3 separate regions of the Mus musculus genome follow, and all the other regions are linked to region 1. Evidence: chromatin loops called from intact Hi-C (ENCODE). Cell type or tissue: heart. All regions are shown on one strand.

The links. A loop is a pair of places that touch in the nucleus more often than their neighbours do. Peaks named below come from ENCODE experiments on the same cell type or tissue, not always from the same donor. Only the 100,000 strongest peaks of a DNase experiment are listed, where the experiment ranks them.
Region 2: a loop joins it to region 1, with 2.7 times the contacts of the local background. A loop is called at or near these places in 11 of 42 quality-filtered maps.
Region 3: it touches region 1 in a loop (6-fold over the local background); 14 of 42 quality-filtered maps call a loop at or near these places.

Annotation. Positions count from the first base shown.
Region 1 is chr14:70,409,675-70,413,674 of GRCm38, forward strand. Piwil2 (piwi-like RNA-mediated gene silencing 2) reads right to left here. Exons shown (of 23, transcript NM_021308.2): 7 at 1,460-1,577; 8 at 708-832. Among named protein-coding and RNA genes, the nearest start is that of Gm24890, 17 kb to the right of the region's middle. In heart, a CTCF peak has its summit at 1,849 (motif pointing left); no DNase peak of the experiment used is centred here.
Region 2 is chr14:70,179,390-70,183,389 of GRCm38, forward strand. It overlaps Sorbs3 (sorbin and SH3 domain containing 3), which reads right to left. Exons shown (of 21, transcript NM_011366.3): 21 at 1,079-1,842. The coding sequence ends at 1,781. Among named protein-coding and RNA genes, the nearest start is that of Pdlim2, 4.6 kb to the left of the region's middle. In heart, a CTCF peak has its summit at 1,913 (motif pointing left); DNase peaks (open chromatin) are centred at 102, 1,432 and 1,832; H3K27ac peaks cover 442 bases; H3K27me3 peaks cover 1,094 bases.
Region 3 is chr14:70,166,003-70,170,002 of GRCm38, forward strand. It overlaps Pdlim2 (PDZ and LIM domain 2), which reads right to left. Exons shown (of 10, transcript NM_001253736.1): 7 at 1,963-2,042; 8 at 1,659-1,786; 9 at 88-205. Among named protein-coding and RNA genes, the nearest start is that of 9930012K11Rik, 8.5 kb to the left of the region's middle. In heart, a CTCF peak has its summit at 2,142 (motif pointing right); DNase peaks (open chromatin) are centred at 269, 1,389, 2,109 and 3,419; H3K4me3 peaks cover 803 bases; H3K27ac peaks cover 1,845 bases.

The sequences.
Region 1 (4,000 bases):
TCAGGACCCAGCTCACTGGACCCAGGGCTATCTCCCAGCTTAATTATATTACTGACCACCATGAACTAAAGAGAATGCAGATGAACTAGTTTCCAACTTGTGAACAGCCCAGCAAGGGAACTGCGTTTGTTCCAGCAGCTCACTGTAGGTTCTAGTTCATCAAATGAGATAGTTTGGAATTAACTCTTGTATAAAATTGAGAGCCCCTCAAAAGGAGATAAACAACTATAAACTATGTATAATTTTTTAAAGTGTAGAAGCTATCTCTCACCAAATATCTCTGTACTCTGAGGAGTGCTTCACATGTTAATGTCTGTTTTGGCTGAGTGTGGTCATCATAATCCCAGCATTAGGGAAGCTGAAGCAAGAGGGTCAGGATGGGCGATCCTCAGCTACACATCAAGTTTGAGACTAGCCTGAGTTATACAAAATCCTGTCTCAAAAACAAACTCCGGTCTGAAAAATTCTTAATCGAATCCAAAAGACTCCATCTGCCTACTCAGCTACCCACACACCTAACTTCAGGAACCCACACCTGACCTGTCGAGTGAGAGGTAATTTTTGAATGAGCTGATACTAAGATCACTCATTATGTGCTTCCAAGCCCACCCACAGGCACACACTGTGTGTGGCACCACGCACACCTCCTGGGGAGCCTTATTCCCACCATGGCGAGTTACAGACACAGCCTGCAGCAGCTTCCTTACCGCCGGAAGACAACATTGTAGAAGGGGATGCACAGGTCAGAACACGGCTCCAGGATCTTTGTCAGCTGAATCTTGATACTGATCTCGGCATCGTCAGTTTTCCTCTGACTTTTTAACTCAACAACCTAAGAAATAAACATGTACAGTAACGAGAAATGACAACGCTACACAGCCTTAACCCTAACTCAGTTCTAGAGCCCAAAAGGTAGCTTCTACTTCCCCTCACTTCACAGCCTGTGCTGGCAAAATCAGTGTGATAATAAACAAACAAACAAAATAAATAAGATTCAAAGTTGAACACTGAAATCTTTAGTTTTGTTTTTAATTGACGTTATGTATATGTATCATGTATATACAGGTATATATATACCCAAGGAGGCCAGAGAGGGCTTTGGCTCCCTGGACCTGGAGAGGATGACCGGATCACCCAGTATGGGTGGTAGGAGATGAACTGGGCTCTCTGCAGGAGAATCGGGTGTTCTTTACTGCTGAGCCCTGACGTTGAAAATCTGAGTGATTTGTCAGAGACCCAATGCTTCCTACCAGTCCACTTCCTACCAGTCCATTTACGTATCAGAAACGTTACTTCATAAACGCAAGCTGGAGTGGGGCTGGGGGTTGATCCCTGCTGTGTTCTGCAGAAATCTGCCTTCTGTCAAGCAAACTGTCCAGAAAATGTGTACTTTGCCACTACTCAACCCCTCAGAGCACACCGGAGTTTCACCCACACCACACTCTCCACTGGGTCTCACTTGTTGAAGCTTAACAGGAAGATAAAGAATAGAGCCATCAAAAGCAGTGACGTTTCCAGTGACAGACTGGTGGTCCTTCAACATGCCAAACCTCATGCTTTTGCATTCCACACTGGGGCTGCAAAATAACAAAGGGGATTTTAGTTCAGTTTGACTCAAACAGCAATCTTTACCAAAGCTGCGCAGTAAGTTATGTGACTTCAAGAAGCATTTTTTGCCCAGTACAGGGGAATGCCAGGGCCAGGAAGCAGGAGTGGGTGGGTTGGAGAGGGTATAGGGGACTTTCGGAGAGGAAACTAGGAAAGGGGATAGTATTTGAAATGTAAATAAAGAAAATATCTAATAAAAAAAAAAGAAGCATTTTTTGTACCTGCACTCCACCTAGTGGTCATATTTATAATTACACAGCTAACTAAAGAATGTCTCAAGGATACCTGCTGGAGTAGAAACATTAGAAAATGTAACTAATCTACCAGGCTTAGAGTTTATGCGTGCAGTTCAGCTACATGAGAGGCTGAGGCACGGGGATCATCAGTTTAAAACCTCTATAAGCAACTGATAAAGATCTGGAGGGAAGGCAAAACAAAATAAAACAAACAAAAATCCATAATTCTAGACAGCTTGCTTTTACACATCATTTATATCCTTCTAGACTTCTAAGCAGAGGATCAGAACACCGTAAGGGGCCATATTGTATCTAAAACTTTACATGGCCATACACTCTTGCTATAAAAACACAAAATCATAGCATAGAATGGCACAAGTATGGCAAAGTTCAATACAATTTCACGGTTAAACAAGCTGTGAGCCAGGCCTGACCTTGGGCTGACTGTGGTCTGCCAACCCCTGCTCTCAATCTTCAGCGGCACACACTTTTAAAGTGTTCCCCCCACTTGTTTAAAGAATTCTTTTTGAGATTTATTTTTATGTCTATATGCATGTGACTATGTGCATCTGCAGAGGGTAGCAGATTCCCTGGAGCAGGAATTATATGGGTTGTGAACCACCTGATATGGATGCTGGACTGAACTCAGTCCTCTGCAAGAATAGCAAGCTTTTGTTGTTTTTTTAACCTCTAAACCATCTCTCCAGCCACTAAACTGCTTTTGTTTTGTTGTTGAGACAAAAGTCTCTTGTAGACCAAGCTGGCCTTGAACTCAAAGAGATCCACCTGCCTCTGACTTTCAAGTACTGGGATTAAAGTCACGAACCACAATATCCTGCCATAAGGTACTTTAAAAATGAGATTGTAATCATTTTCATTCATGGTGATTTAAACTTTATATTATTCACTGCAGCAAATTGGCAGCTTAACAAATTGTAACAGCTACCTAATTATCAATGATTGTTCTACCATATACACTAGGGCACAATCTTGTTCTGCAACTGTAAAGTGTGAATAAATCCAAGATTAAAAACAAGATCCAAGTGTGTTCAAGTATAGGAAGACGTAACAAAATTCAACTGGCATCCCTAATATTAAATATTCACATGGTAGCATTTCCCTCATATGCAGATTGAGTACATTTCATGCCAATGCTTAAATCCAAAGCATTCTGATCCTGGAGTATTTGCATATACATAATAAAATATCCTGTGCATGAGACCTAAGTATAAACATGAAATGCACTCACGTTTTGTGTATGCCCAGTCTAAAAGTAATTTTATATATATTTAAAAATTTTTTTTAGGCTTAGGGGTGTTTTGTTGTCATTGTCTTTTGAAAGAGGGTCTTTATTTAGTAGCCCTGGCTGGCTTCGAACTCACTGTGTGACCAGGTTAGCCTTGGCCTTGTGGCTATCAGCCTGCCTCTGCTTCCCGCATGCTAGGATTAAATTCCTGCACCACTACACCTGGCTTAGATTTGTTTTGTGTGTATGAATATTTTGCCTAACTGCATGTATATGTAGCTCATATGTGCCAGATGATCATGGAGGTCAGAATAACTATATGTATATGTAACACATATGTGCCTGATGACCATGGAAGTCAGAAGAGGGTACTGGACCCCTGTGGACTGGTGTTACCAATGTTTGTGAATCACCATGTGGGTGCTTGGAACACCTTGACCTTCTGCAAGAACAGCAAATGCTCTTAGCCACTGAGCCATTTCTCCAGCCCCTTACATAATACTTTTAACAAGTCTGTATATGAAAAGTTTCATGGTGTGTAATTTTCTACTTAGAGCTTCATGTCCACATTCAAAAATGTTTAGATTCTGGGGCATTTCAGATTTGGGGTTTTCAGACTGGGACAAACCCCACCTATGCACATTTAGAGCAACATTCTGGCATTCCCCTCCCTGTTCCTATTCCATGAGGAAGCAACAGAGCTACAGGCAACTCCTGTACCACATCAGGGTTTTCCATATTATCAGTATCTTCTCTATTACATCACCTTCACACCATGGCTTCAAAAGTCCAACTGGGCTAGGCTCAGTCAGTAAAATGCTTGAACCTGCCCTAGTTTGCTTTTTTTTTTTTTTTATAGCTATGATAACACACCACGACCAAAATCAAATTGAGGGAGGAGGTGTTTTAT
Region 2 (4,000 bases), 230 kb before region 1:
GCTGTTTAACCATCCTGGCTAGGGTCCAAGCCACACCCAGGCTCAAGAAACCAGCCAGGGCCAGGCCATTGCCCTGTGCACTTAGGCTTTCCCCAGTCCTGACAGATCTGGTGCATCACTCTTCCCGTCATCAACCCTGCCTCAGATAAGGGCACCTTAAGTGACAGGTCAAGGAGCCAAGAGTACCAGGAAAAATATAGAGGCAGTCCAACCCTAGTCCCTCCCCAAGTCCGACGTGATTCTCCTGCTCCAGGGGCCTCTGGACAGGGATTTCAGGGCACTTGGTAAGCAGGCGGTAGGCAGTGATAAGGTTGAGCTGATGCCAACCTCCATTGAGGATTCAGCCTCTGAAGTTCAGAGCTTCTCTCCTGTCACCAGTTGTACTGTCTGGGTTAGGTGACACGTGCGTAGCACCTTACTGCCTGCTCAACTGTCAGCCCCAGCCAAGAATGGTGCTTTCTATCAGCCGCTGAGGTGGCTCCCGTAGAAGCTGAAGGAGGAGTTTGACCTCCAATTCCAGGCCAGCCTGGGTCACAGAGTACGACTCTGACTCACCAAGAGACAGAATGGAGTTTTCCTTTTCTGGAGGAAAGGCCAGGCCCAGGATGTGCTAATGTCCCCAGAGGCCACCAAGCCCTGGGTGAGCAGAGTTACTTCGACCACCTCTGCCCCACCCACTCCCAGCTTTCCCAAACTGAATGCACAAAGACTTGATCCCAGAGAAGAAAACCACAAAGGTGTGGTGTATCAACGGAGCACAGAGAAGGAAAACTTTAGTGGGGAATAGTTAGAAATGTCACCAAGTTCCGGCAACCTCGTGGTAACAGCTCCAGAATCAAGAACATATCTCAGCCCCCAACCCTGGACTCTCCCATCAGGCCCTGCCCTGTCCCTGCTGGCATTAGTGCTTAGTACCTCTAGTGCTTGGAGCTGCTCCATTCTGCCTGTCACCCCTGCTCACCTAGCTCGGACTACAACCCATGACAGAAAGAAATCCCACATTCCTAAATGGACAGAATCCCCCTTCCCAGCCTCTCCCCCTATGCCCACCCAAAGGATAATGAAGCAGACAGGCAGGTCCCTGGCACCCACGTTTATTTTATAGTCTCTTCCAGAGAGGATCTGGACACTGGGGAGAGCTGGGAATTAGGGCAGCAAGCTTGTCTCCCTGTAAATGAATCTTCTGATAAGCCAGGGAAGTTGTGTGCCTCAGTCAGTCGGCAGGGTACATGGGGAGGCCCTACCCAGGGGTTCAGGAGGCTCTGAGAAGGAAAGGCCTTGAGGCAAGGCCTGTCATTGGGCCTTCAAGGCCGAGGAGGTGTTCCCACCTTGCTTCCTGGCCCAGCTGGAGGCCAGAAGGCAAAGTGGTAGCAGGCAAGCTGATGAGAAACGGGAGGAGGCCTTTGGTCTCCACCAGGGTAGAAGGCTGGTCCTTATTAGAGGAACCCCATGGGGGTGAAGCGAGAGCCAGTCCCCATTAGGGGACATGCTGGGGGGTTGGAGGCTTAGGGGTCTGGTCTCAATAAGGCCTGGAGACAGTCTCCACATGAAAGCAGATGTCTGTATTTGAGGGGCGGTGAAGGGGGCTGTCAAAGGAATGCCTGTGACTTGCGGGGTGGGAATCGGACTTCAAGGAGGCTTGGAGGGAAAGTTGCTGGGGTCTCTGCAGAAGCTGGGAGCACAGGTCCTGGGGAGGAGGCTATGGAAGGCCTCTCTCCCTCCCATAGTGCTACTGCTCCCCTCCCGATCCTCGTTGGCTCCAAACTGCCATGGAGACCACTCACACTGGGGCTACATAATTTCCAGGGAATGTCCCAAATTTCTGAGTTCGCCGGGAGACACCTGAAAAAGAAGGCGTTACGCGGGTTAGGGCGCGCCCTCCGCTGACAGTACCTGGAACTGCTAGCTCGCAGAGAAAGGGCTTGATTGCCTCGCCTCATTCATGCCCCCTAGCGGTACAAACAACGCTGCACTTCTAAACCAACCAACCAAGACAACTTTGCACAGCACTAACTCCGTGCTTCTTTGAAAAACAAACAAAAACAAACAAACAAACAAACAGGACTTGAGATGATGGATCACAGATCTTCTATAGGGAGGAATCCACTGATATAATAGAACACCTTCATTTCAAAGATGACCATTGGGCTGCCTAGGGGTAGAGCTGGCTTCTGACTTGCTGGAGAAACTTGTCCTGGGGTGCGGAAGGGAATGTCCTTGAAATGAACTAGTATGAAAAGGGGGCTAGGATTTTTATTTTCCATCTTTTTAAAACTAATCTACACTTAACTGGCCACATGTGGCTACTGGATACAATATCAGAGGCACAGGTCCAAGCCATTCCCCATAACATTACGGCTTCTGCTATAGAAAGGGTGTGTTTTCTTCTTGTCAATAGAAGTCTACAAAACTTCATATGTAGTTTAAAAGAAATGTCAAAGCAAAGGAGGGTGAGTGTTGAGGTTTGGTCTATTGCTGTGTTGTTGTTGTGTTGTTTTGTTTTTCGAGACAGGGTTTCTGTGTAGCCCTGGCTGTCCTGGAACTCACTCTATAGACCAGGCTGGCCTCAAACTCAGAGATCCTCCTGCCTCTGCCTCCCAAGTACTGAGATTAAAGGCGTGTGCCACCACTACCTAGCATATTGTTGTGTTGTAATGCTAAATATTGTCCTTCAAGGTCTGGTTGCCCCCAGGGATGAGAAAATCATCCTGCACACCAAGGGATGCTATGTAGCCTTGCTCCTTAGGTTAAAACCATTGGTAGAATAAAGATGCTAACAGCCTATATAGCTGGGCAGAAGAGATGTAGGTGGGGCTTTGGTTCCCCAGCTGGGGGTCAGAGGTAGGAACACAAGAGAGAAGAGAGAGGAGGAGAGGAAGATGCCATGAGGTAAGGGATTGTGAGAACTGGCCATGAGAGCTGACCAGTTGGAGTAAGAGCTGCCCAGATAAATCAGGGCAAGCTATTATAACTTGGGGTTATTGATAGGGAAGTAGATACTAATAGCTTAGAGAGTAAATATAGGCCCAGATCTAATGCTGTCTTATTATACATTTAAAAGTTGTGTGTCTTTTACCTGGGAACTGAATGATCAAAGGTGGGGGTAGAAACCCCCGACTGAGGTTAATATTTTTCTACAACACATGAGAAAAACAAGCAGTGAGGACCTCTAACTCCCATGGTGTGAGAAAAATGCCTGGCACTGAGCCGCTGAAAGTCAGATTAGAAAGGGAAGGCTAGCCAGGCAGTGGTGGCACACGCCTTTAATCCCAGCACTTGGGAGGCAGAGGCAGGCGGATTTCTAAGTTTGAGCAGCCTAGTCCACAGAGTATGTTCCAGGGCAGCCAGGAACTCACAGAGAAACACTGTCTCGAAAAAAACAACAACAAAAAACAAAAAAGAAAGAAAGAGAGAGAGAGAGAGAGAGAGAGAGAGAGAGAGAGAGGAAGGAAGGAAGGAAGGAAGGAAGAAAGAAAGAAAGAAAGAAAGAAAGAAAGAAAGAAAGAAAGAAAGAAAGAAAGAAAGAAAGAAAGAAAAGACTATACTACCCAGTGACCTCTGCCGAGGTAGCGCTTTAATCCTTTGGGCTCCAAAGTCTGCTTGTCAGAAGTCAGGGCTTTTAGCCATTCTCTTCTCTCCCTGGCCAAGAGTATACAAGGCGTGCCCACTTTAGGGAATCTGGTAAGTGGGTCAGCGGGCACCAGACAAGATCAGCATGAGGCTTTAGGTCTTAAGTCCTTGAAGTACAATGTCTTGGGCCAGTAGTGAAGGGCTGAGATCTTTTGTGGGGGTGGGGGGAGTTTGAAATAGGGTTTTATTGGATAGCCTTGGCTATCCTGGAAGTCAACCTGGCCGGCCTCAAACTCACAGAGAACTGGTCTCTCTCTCTGCCTCCCGAGTGCTGAGATTAAAGGCATATGCCAGGCTGGCTGACATCTTAGGTTGTTTCTCAGCTTGTGGGGTGGGGTGGGAGCAGGGGAGAGGACACTAGGGTGTGAGA
Region 3 (4,000 bases), 240 kb before region 1:
ATGCTGCCCTCTAGGGTCCCTGACTGATGGCCCAGCTTTGCCTGGAAGCCCCAGGTATGCTCGGCACCCAGCCCCCCCAATACTCACGAGATGTTGACGCTGCATTTCTCACAGGTGTGGAGCTTGGGTGGAGTGGCCAAGGCCCTGGAGGTGGGCAAGGAAGCCTGGGAGCTCAGCGAGCTGGGCACAAAGGCAGGTGTGCCACCTGGGACGGGTAGGAGACAGAGTCCATGAGAGCTGCCTGTCCACCACAGAGGTATCCAGCTATACACAATGGCATTTTATGACATTCCTCCGTTCCTCCCCAGGACACGCCCGCTCTTGTGGCCAAAGGCCCACTTTTACATGGGCCTCTAGAGTGCCAGTGGGGATGCCACTTAGTAAAGGAGAAGAGGCAGAGCCTTGGCAAAGGCTGATGAAGAACCTTATCCTTCCAAAGCAACCTGGGAACGTCTGTGCCTAGTGTTTGCCAGAGACAAGTAGGTGTTGTCTCTCCATGGGCCAGTCATGATGATGTAAACAGACAATACTAGGTCATAAGACCATCACAGTGTCTTTGTTCGGCCCTTTCAAAGGACATTTATATACATCATTGCATCTGAGCCAGCGAGAACACTAAGATGAAGCACAAAAGCACTGGGCAGCCATTGTCCAAGCTTCAGCTGAGATTCTGTGGCACCCAAGAAGTGACCTTACGTTTGTACTCTTCTCCCCCCACCGACCCACTACCAATCTCCCTGGGACCCCTCCCATAGAGACCTCAGAGTCAGGATGGGCAGGCTTTGTTCGGAAAACCTTTTTATTTAGCCCCGTGTTCCCGCAAACAGCCTTGTGATCACTACACAGAGTTGTAACCAGCTGCCGGGGACCGGCTATTCTGCAGCTCCAAGCCCTATTCTGCCAGCATCATCCTCTCTGTGGACAAGACAGGGTTCTTGTCTGCTGCTACAAAGGGTTCATGACTTCCTGGAGGGATAGCATGCATCCCACTGCTGTATGCACACCTGTGGGAACTTCTTAGAGCCATATCTCCAATCCTCGGGGGTCGAGGTCGGGTATACTCTACATATCTGTTCCACTGGATAAACACACCGGTGTATTTCCAATGAGTAAACAGGCAACTGACTGTACTCTGTTGTTTGCAGAGCTACCTCGCCTGGCATGACAGTCTGTGGCATAGTGTTCTTTGTTCTGGCTTCCAAGGCCCCTGCCTCAGCACAGCTAGTTCCCCCGGACACCCTCCCCTGCTACCAGGCCAATCCAGTGTCTAGTGAACATAACCCAACGCTCTGATTGCTGGCCTCCACATTCCATAGTACTCCTGCCAGGCCACTGTCTGAAAGCTGATGGAGTCTAGGATCTTGTTTCAGGGCCAAATCAAATCCCTCTTTTTCCAAGAAGCCCTCCCTGGAGACCCAACCCAGAGTCCCTGCTTTGACCACTCCCTTGTTTTCCTGGTTCTGACTAGTACCACCCACCACTTTCTGAGGGTACCCAGTAACCCCAACCAGAACGTAAGCTTCTTACTTACTGGTGTCTGACATATGCCCCCTAATGCCTAGTTCTGCCATGGATCCTTAAGCTACTTCCTTAGTCTGTTTGGCCTCATTCCAGAGAGTCCAAGGAGCCTTACTTCATCCAGAGCCTAGAGGCCTCACCTCTCTCCTCAGCCTCCAAGGCTTCCTGTAAGAGTCGAAAAGAGCTGGACTGCCTTGGGGCGGCCCGTCCCTGGCGGTTCTCCTGCAGCATCTTGAACACCTCTGAGTCTTCCTCCAGATCCAAACTGCTGTGGAAGAGTAGAAGAGACAACTAGGAATAAGGACCCTGCAATGATGTTGGGACACACCCCGGTGCAGACAAATATGAGAGGATTAAGGGGCGGAGACTCGCATCCCTCTCTAGGAATCCAGTCCCGTCCAGACCCTCCAGGAGCTCACCCAACTCTGCAAGACCTGCTAGTACCTGAACCTAGGGCTGGAGGGCCGTCCTGGGGAATGGAGCAGCACCCTCACTGCGGAGTCGCTTGGGCTGCTGTGGCCGGCCTGTGGGAGGAGAACGGCAGGGAGGAGTCAGTCCACCCACCCCCACCCTGGTGGCCAGCTTGTTCTGTGTGCTTTACAAGATGCTGTTCTCAAAATCGACGCAAGGGGGCGCCTAGCCTCCAACAACCCACTGGTATCGGGTACCCTGTGCCCTGCCCTCATAGCCAAGGCACCAAGGATGAGATCCCATAAGGGAAGAGACGCCCATTGCCGGATAAAGAGATGTTTAAGTTACACTTGGGAATCCCACAAGGAGCAAAACGAGGACGTCGGGTGGGCACGCCACACAGACACCCTTTAGATATATCGATATATTCCACAATATAGTAGATCATGCTACTTGTGTAGAGATGTGGCCAGCCTCCTACTCCACAGAAGAAACAGAAATGCAAGCATGCCTGGAAGCCAATCATCTTGCAACAAGGGCATGGAAGTACAAATGTGTAAAGAATGTACTCCAGGTGCAGACGGGAAACAAGCTTCTAGACTCAACAGTGAAGAAGAAAATTGAGTTTCGGGCCGGAGAGATGGCTCAGCGGTTAAGAGCACTCACTGACTGCTCTTCCAGAGGTCCTGAGTTCAAATCCTAGCAACCACATGGTGGCTCACCAACCATATGTAATGAGATCGAATGCCCTCTTCTGGTGTGCCTGAAGACAGCTTCAGTGTACTTACATATAATAAATAAATAAATCTTTGAGAGACAGAGAGAGAGAGAGAGAGAGAGAGAGAGAGAGAGAGAGAGAGAACTGGGTTTCAATGTCCCCCAGCAAATGCATGAATCAATATTTGCAGAGTGTAGCTGCTCATACACTTAGGAGTTGGTGGTCGGGCTGGGCAGGTGAGCCCAGACTTACAGGGCAGTAAGAAAGGCCAGCCCAGGGGGCTGGAATAATGGCTCAGCGGTTAAGAGCACTGACTGCTCTTCCAAAGGTCCTGAGTTCAATTCCCAGCAACCACATGGTGGCTCACAACCATCCATAACAATATCTGACTCCATCTCCTGGAGTGTCTAAAGACAGCTACAGTGTAACTTATATATAATAAATAAATAAATCTTAAAAAAAAAAAAAGAAAGAAAGGCCAGCCCAGAGCCTGACCTGATCCTCTCTGTGCCCAGCCCCCCACCCTGGCCCCAGGAGGGCTTCACCCTTTCTACACTTATATTTTCATGGCCTTGTTGCAAAAATTCTGTAGCACAACAAGGTTGGGAAGCTAATCAGACCATATGTGTGCTTCTTTCCTGTGGTCTTGGGGCCTCTGAGATGCTAAGAGTGTGACTCAGGAGGGAAGTGTGGACCTCTTGACTCCTGCTGCCATCTGTGCAGCCTGAGGGGTGAGGAATTCTGTTTTTTTGTTTTTTTCCATGAATGCATCCTTAAGAGCCCAGAGGGTGCTTGAGGAGAAGCAGCTGGCTGAGGGAGAGGGATGAGAGTTCCCGAGGGACGACCGAGCCTGACTCTGAGGACCAGAGAGAGGGGAAGAGGATCCTGCTCTCCCCAGCAGCACTGGGACCAGCCAGGGCCTGCCTGTCACCTGACCCCAGCTCCTACTTTAGCAAACAGGTTTGTCAAAACACAAGCTCCTGGCCCAGTGGTAGCAGCAGCAGCAGCAGCAGCAGCAGCAGCAGCAGCACAGAATCCCAGCTTTCCAGCTCTCCAGGAGGCCAAGGCAGGCAGATCTCTGTGAGTTCAAGGCCAGCTTGATCTACAGAGCGAGTTCCAAGACAGTCAGAGCTACAAGGAGAAATCCTGCCTTGAAAAACAAACAAACAAAAAACAAAAACAAAAAAAAAAAAAAAACCCCACAAGTTCCTGTTCTTGAGTCCCCAATTCCTACTCTGCAGCAAGTCCAGGCTGGGGCCCCGGAGATCTGTGTTTATAATAAATTCCCTAGGAATCCGAATTTTCCCATAGACGTTCTCAGGGGCTGCTGCTGTTTGCTCAGATGGGACACTA